Linked DNA regions of Mus musculus: region 1 is linked to region 2. A link is a contact called in ENCODE Hi-C or POLR2A ChIA-PET data. All regions are on one chromosome and are shown on one strand. The core of a region is the stretch at or near the end of the contact, and the rest is flanking DNA. Distances in the headings are between cores, read along the strand shown. Region 1 has its middle 11 kb from the start of Sp7. Region 2 holds the start of Pfdn5 (prefoldin 5).

Region 1 (3,014 bases), core at 323-2,822, 51 kb before region 2:
CAGAGGACCAGCAAAGAGGGAGGAAGAGAGGCCTGTCACCAGGGAGGTTTCTTGATTTCCTGCCTGTCCTTGAGAGTCAGCCTAATGTTTGTTCTTCCTCAGGAATCAGAGAACTGCTCCTCTTTGCTCTCTTTGATTTTGGCTGTCATATATAAACTTAGTGGATGGATACCCTGCATTTCTATAATGGAACCAGCTAGGAGGTGCCCTCAGAGAAGCAATCTAATACCTTCCTAGGGTGGTATCCCGTTATTTTTGGATCTCTAAAGTCTCCTCACGAAGCAAAAAAGGACCAAGAAGTTAGACGGGGATGGGGTGGGGTGGAGATAGCATGTGGTGATATCTGTGGGTGTGTTGACTTTCTAAGACTCAGCCTGTGGTTCCTGTGTCGCCACGAATGCCCATGAGTGTATGACTGTGGCATGTGGTGTGTGCCTATGTCAGTCTGTGTGTCAGGGCAGGGGCTCCCTGTGGTGTGCAAATGTGTTGGGAGGGGGGTGATGGGGAGAGCCTGGCTCCTTTGCTTCCACCCCCATCCCTGCTCCCATCTGGCCTTGATCAGTGGGTCCCTGGGGAGGGAGCCGCGGTTTCGGATACAGGAAAATGTTCCAGGAAGCGGCCACTGTGCTGAACCCGGCTTGGGCTCCCCCAGCGGAAATTGTTACAGGAAGGAGGAGGGGAGGGAGTGTTGCGATAGGATTAAGGATGGAGGAGGGTGGCTCTTGGCTCCTCTCTGGATGGGATAAAGCTGAATAAGTTGATGGGAATCTCAGGTCAGCCAGGATCCTGGATGCTACCACCTCAATCATTTAATGCAAAACTGGGAACTTGGAAAATAGGGTCCCTTTCCCTTTTTATTCTCTCGAATCCTTTTTATAGTTCTATTACCTACCATGAATGCCAGCTGGGACCAGGATACCTGGGTATTGCCTGAAAATGACTTGGCTTGGTGAGGGGCTAAAGAGTCAGCCCCTCTCCTCTCCGCATTGAAGGGGCTTTGAAGCTCATGTCCAGGACTGGGAGGGATGCCTAATTGGGATAATGGAGGTTAATGGGGCGCCTGGAGGGGGTGGCCACGCTTCTAGATCAAAGAAGCCAGCTCTTCCCAACCACCACAGCTGGAGGTCACAGCTGGAGGGGGAGGGGCAGGGACTCAGAGCCAGCCAGCAGGGGGTGCTCTGGCCTCGGAATGCTTGTCCTCTGGCGTCTCAGGCTCCTTCTTCGATCTGCTTTTGCCCGAGAACGCTTATCCTGAGGTTCTGAGTCCTCTTTTTTGGGTGCTGGGGAAGAGGGAAAGGTCAACAGGATGTCAACTTCCTCAGGTTGTTGCAGGGTCCCAAAGCACTAGCTTTAGATCCAGTTTGGAGAAAGCCAAGGCTGGGAGGCTAAGTTTATAAGGGAGGCAGAGAAAGACCCGACTTGGCATTGGGGGTGTTGGCTAGGATGGAGGCCAAGGGGCACCAGCGCTTCCCCGCCATCGCCCCCCTCCCCGGGGTTGGCGCTCCCTCTCGGGCTCTAATCGGCGCGGCGGCCGCAGCGGGCAGAGTCAGCGCCGCCAGTCTCCGGGACGCGACTCCCAGCAATTGTGGTCGGGACCGCAGATATGCAGCTGCCTCCTGCCCGGGCGCCTGGCCCGGCCGGCCCCGCCTGCGCCCCGCCCCGCCCCCAGCCGGCCCGCCCCTTGCCTGCCAGCAGCACCGGGACACTGAGGCATGCAAGAGGTCCCAGGTGGCCAGCGTAAGCGGTGGAGATGCCCCAGCCCAGACCTCACTATGTTCATTGTCCCTCTGCCCGCTCTGTTTCTCAGCTTTAGCTGGAGGCTTATACTTTCACTGTACGCCTTGCTTCGAGCCTCCTCTTGGAAAAAGTCGAACAGTGCTTTGATGCTTTGAAATGCAGGGGAGGGGAGGGATGTCTGACTGAGATGGAGGAGGAGGGTGGAGATGGGCGCGATGGCGGACTCTCATTGACAAGGGCAGCGGGGAAAGTTTCTAAGTAGAGGAGAAAAGGACGGAATGGGAGAAGCAGGGGCGAGTGTCAAAGGGTAGGAAAATAGTTCTTTAGAGGCACCCCAGCCATTCAGGGGCTTCCTGCTAGAATGCTGAGAGAAAACGCTCAGATACTGCACTGGCCCCTTCCTCAATGCTGAGCAGAGCCACTGACTATCCAGAGCTATTCTCAGCACTGAACTTTAAAACCTGCATGCCTGCTCATTTTTCCTGTGAGGCTGGCTCTCCTTTCCACCCCGTACACTTTGACCTCTGGCTTGGTGTGATGACACCAATTGCCATCCTCATCTCCAGTTTTGTCCTCCAGCAACCTGTGATGAACTAACACGTATCATGTATGAAGCAAGTACTAAGCGGTGGATACTGTTTATAGTTAAGGGATAGAGGTGTAGTCCAGTGGTAGTTATAAGTGTAGTCTGGTAGTAGTTATAAGTGTAGTCTGGTAGTAGTTATAGGTGTAGTTTAGTTATATTATAGGTGTAGTCCAGTGGTAGTTATAGGTGTAGTTTAGTGGTAGAGCGCTTATGTAGTTTGTGTGAGACCCTGTGATTGATGTCTAGCATCGAGTGGGTGGTCCAGCATACATTTCTAATTTTTGTGGGTTTTAAAAAATTAGCCAGGCCGTAGTGGCCCATACCTTTAGCCCCAGAGCTCAAAGGCAGAGGCAGGAAGATCTCTGTGAGTTTGAAGCCAACCTGGTCTACAGAGTGAGTTCCAGGACAGCCAGGGCTCACAGTGAAACCCTTTCTCAAAAAACCAAATAAACCAAATTGCTTTTGAGTGTGTGTGTGTGTGTGTGTGTGTGTGTATGTGTGTGTGTGTCACAATGCATATGTGGTGGAGGTCAGGAGTCAGTGCTATCCTTTTACCTTGTAGGTCACAGGGATAGAATTCAGGTCCCCTGGCACGATGGCAGGTATCTTTACCCACTGAGCACTGTGCACAGTTTCAAATCATTATAACAACCTTGAGAGATGACTGTCTTGTTTCTCCTTTCTACAGAAG
Region 2 (2,886 bases), core at 174-2,673:
TCGGAACCCAATTGGGTTCTCACTGAGAGCAAGTGCTCTTAACTGCTGAGCCATCTCTCTAGTTACAAATTATTACTACTTTTAAACTTACATGTATTTGGTCTGTGTGTGTGTTTTCACAAGTGTGCATGCCATGGAGCACGAAGGTCGGAGGACAACTTCTGGGAGTTGGTCTTCTCCTTCCACCCCATTAGTATCAGAAAGTTAGCTCAGTGTGTATGTGTGGGTTTTACGCTCTGCGTCGTCACCTTGCCGGCTCTATTGTTACTTAAAACAGTCTTCACCACTTTGCTATTCTTAGGTTTCTCTTTCGACTGTCATTTCCTGGTGGAAATGACAACAGGTCATTTCAACAGGAGGAAACAATCTACCTTTCACTATTAGAGATGAGCGGCAATTAAGGTGAAATTGAAAAAAGAGGCAAGTTCCCAATTTCAATATCCTAACATTTTTTCTACTGGCTTTAGCCAAATGCCAGCTTTGTCTCCATATTGACATCTCTAAACAAAGAGAAACACAACATTTCAATTCTTCACCGAACTCTGATACAAAGTATTACATGGACACTGGTGCAACGTTAGACAAGTGAGCTACGTTAAGTGTTCGACTGTTCTTAAAATCAAAACTCTCCCCGCTTTTGGGAAAGACTGTGGAAGAATGTAAGGTAGCATTTCCCGTGGAAAGGATACAGAACTCGTCAGTGGGACCAGTAATTCTTTTCCTGTGAAAGTAATAAAGACAAACAGCTGGGGAAGGCTAGCGGCTCCCACGCGAAGACGTTAGGGGAAGCTCCCAACAGGGCTCAGTGTTCACAGACAGTGAAAAGAACACAGCAACTGAGGAAATGTCTTGTACATTTTAGTTTTCTGTAGGCAACATGCGGGGGCTCCTGTGGCTACACACACACTAAGTAACAAACAGTTTTCTTTAACGAAAACTGGAACTAGGAAAAAGCGAAGGAGAAGCCGGCATCCCCAGGCGCCCTCACCCGCCTAGCCCATACCCTCGTTGCTCTTGTTCAGCACGTTCAGACAGTCCTTGGCTTCCACGTACTTGGTCTGGACCACCTTGAGCTGAGCAATGGACGTGGACAAAAACTCCACTTCCTACAGAAGCCGGGAAAAAACAAGGGGTCAGCTCAAGAAAGCGGGGCCCAGGCTGAGGGGGCGGGACCCGGGACCGGATAGGGGTTTCCCTGGGAAAGGAAGCCTCCCCGACCGGGCGGGCGGTCGGTCGGAGGATATGAAGCGCGAGGAAGGTGCTGGGACAGGTCCTCACCTGGTCCAGCTGGTTCTTGAGCATTTCCAGTTGTGGCAGATTCAGCTCCGTGATGTTAATCGACTGCGCCATGTTGGGAAGGAGGACTGCCGAAGAGGAAGCCGCCTGGGCGAGTGACGCTCTAGCCGCCCTCCGCGTTACCTCCGTGGTGCCGCCAGGGGATACGCTCTGCGCCCGTCGTCTCTATGATCCTGTGTTTCGGACCCGCTTTTCGGATCTCAAGCTTAATTAGAGAACGCAAGTTTTTCTTTTCTCAGAGTACACTAAAGCTAGCACGGTAATTTTGGCTTCCTGTCCCCATAACTCTAGGTTCTGCTGGCCTAGAAGTTTTGGCTCCAGAGAGGGGAGTGCTCCTACCAGGAGCTACAACAAACATTCCATTGAACTGGAAGCTCAGACTTCCCCTTGGTCATTTTGGGCTTCTAATGCCCTTAAACCAACAGGCTAAAAATGGAATAACAGTGTTAGGAGGGGTGATAGATCCAGATTACCATGGGGAAATTGGATTACCTCTTCACAATGGTGGTAAGCAAGATTATGTCTGGAGTGTAGGAGATCCCTTAGGGCGTCTCTTAGTACTACCATGTCCTGTGATTAAAGTCAATGGGAAACTACAACAGCCTAATCCAAGCAGGATGACAAAGGACACAGACCCATCAGGAATGAAGGTATGGGTCAATCCTCCAGGAAAAGAGCCAAGACCTGCTGAGGTGCTGGCTGAAGGTGAAGGAAATACAGAATGGGTAGTAGAGGAAGGTAGTTATAAAATTAGTTAGCAAACATGGCTTGGGCCTTCAAGGGACTCGAAACTCTCGGACTCACGACACAACCACAAGATTGTAAAGCGGTATAAGCTACTGCGCGTTGTTGGGACAAGCCCGCGACAGGACAGCAGGGAACCTGTGTTCTGACAGTACCACTAACGCGCTTTAAAGGATAAAGTGCAAGTGCCAAAAAGGAACAACTGCCAACCAACTACATTTATTTTTATGTCTCAGTATATATGCAGGCAAACCAAACCTAGGTCCTTTGAAAGAGCAACCTAGTGCTCATAACTGCTGAGTGTCTGTCTAGCCCCACCATTGTGTGTTGGATAGGAAGGGTCTGTGTGCTTCCCAGCAACTTTTTTTTTTTTTTTTAACAATATCAGCCAGATATTGGTGGTGCACACACACTTTTATTTATTTATTTATTTATTTATTTATTACATGGAAGTACACTGTAGCTGTCTTCAGACGCACCAGAAGAGGGCATCAGATCTCATTATGGGTGGTTGCTGGGATTTGAACTTTGGACCTTCGGAAGAGCAGTCAGTGCTCTTACCCACTGAGCCATCTCACCAGCACCCCCCCCCCTCCCAGAAACTTTTAAAGGTGTAGTTGTTGCAACAAACCATATGAGTAGCAAACCCCATTGAATCTGCTGCTGCCATTGCCAAAGTGTAGCAGCCTTGGTGGGAAGGGCAATGGTTTCTAAAATCATCCAGGATTCAAAGGCAGTGGAAGGATTAAAAACATCAGCATAGCCCTATCACTACCTTTCCTTTCTCCAGTGTGAACACTTTAACTGCCAGGGTATTGTTTTGTAGCACTGGCTAGCTGAAACTCA

What was found. A loop is a pair of places that touch in the nucleus more often than their neighbours do. ChIA-PET counts read pairs that join two places held with the same protein, here RNA polymerase II (POLR2A).
Region 1: POLR2A ChIA-PET joins it to region 2 with 15 read pairs in Patski. The contact joins the enhancer-like site here to the promoter of Pfdn5 in region 2. A Hi-C loop is called at or near these places in 3 of 37 maps with a recorded cell type or tissue (Patski, T-helper 1 cell and T-helper 17 cell). POLR2A ChIA-PET finds 5 or more read pairs at or near these places in 4 of 5 experiments (Patski and embryonic stem cell).

What each region holds. Positions count from the first base shown.
Region 1 is chr15:102,375,534-102,378,547 of GRCm38, reverse strand. No RefSeq gene overlaps it. Among named protein-coding and RNA genes, the nearest start is that of Sp7, 11 kb to the right of the region's middle. Within about 2 kb of position 1,572, at least 3 of the 3 ENCODE cell types and tissues checked have a DNase peak (open chromatin) inside an H3K27ac peak, as active enhancers do.
Region 2 is chr15:102,324,653-102,327,538 of GRCm38, reverse strand. Pfdn5 (prefoldin 5) reads right to left here and starts at 1,423. Exons shown (of 6, transcript NM_027044.3): 1 at 1,279-1,423; 2 at 1,004-1,106; 3 at 690-721. The coding sequence starts at 1,350.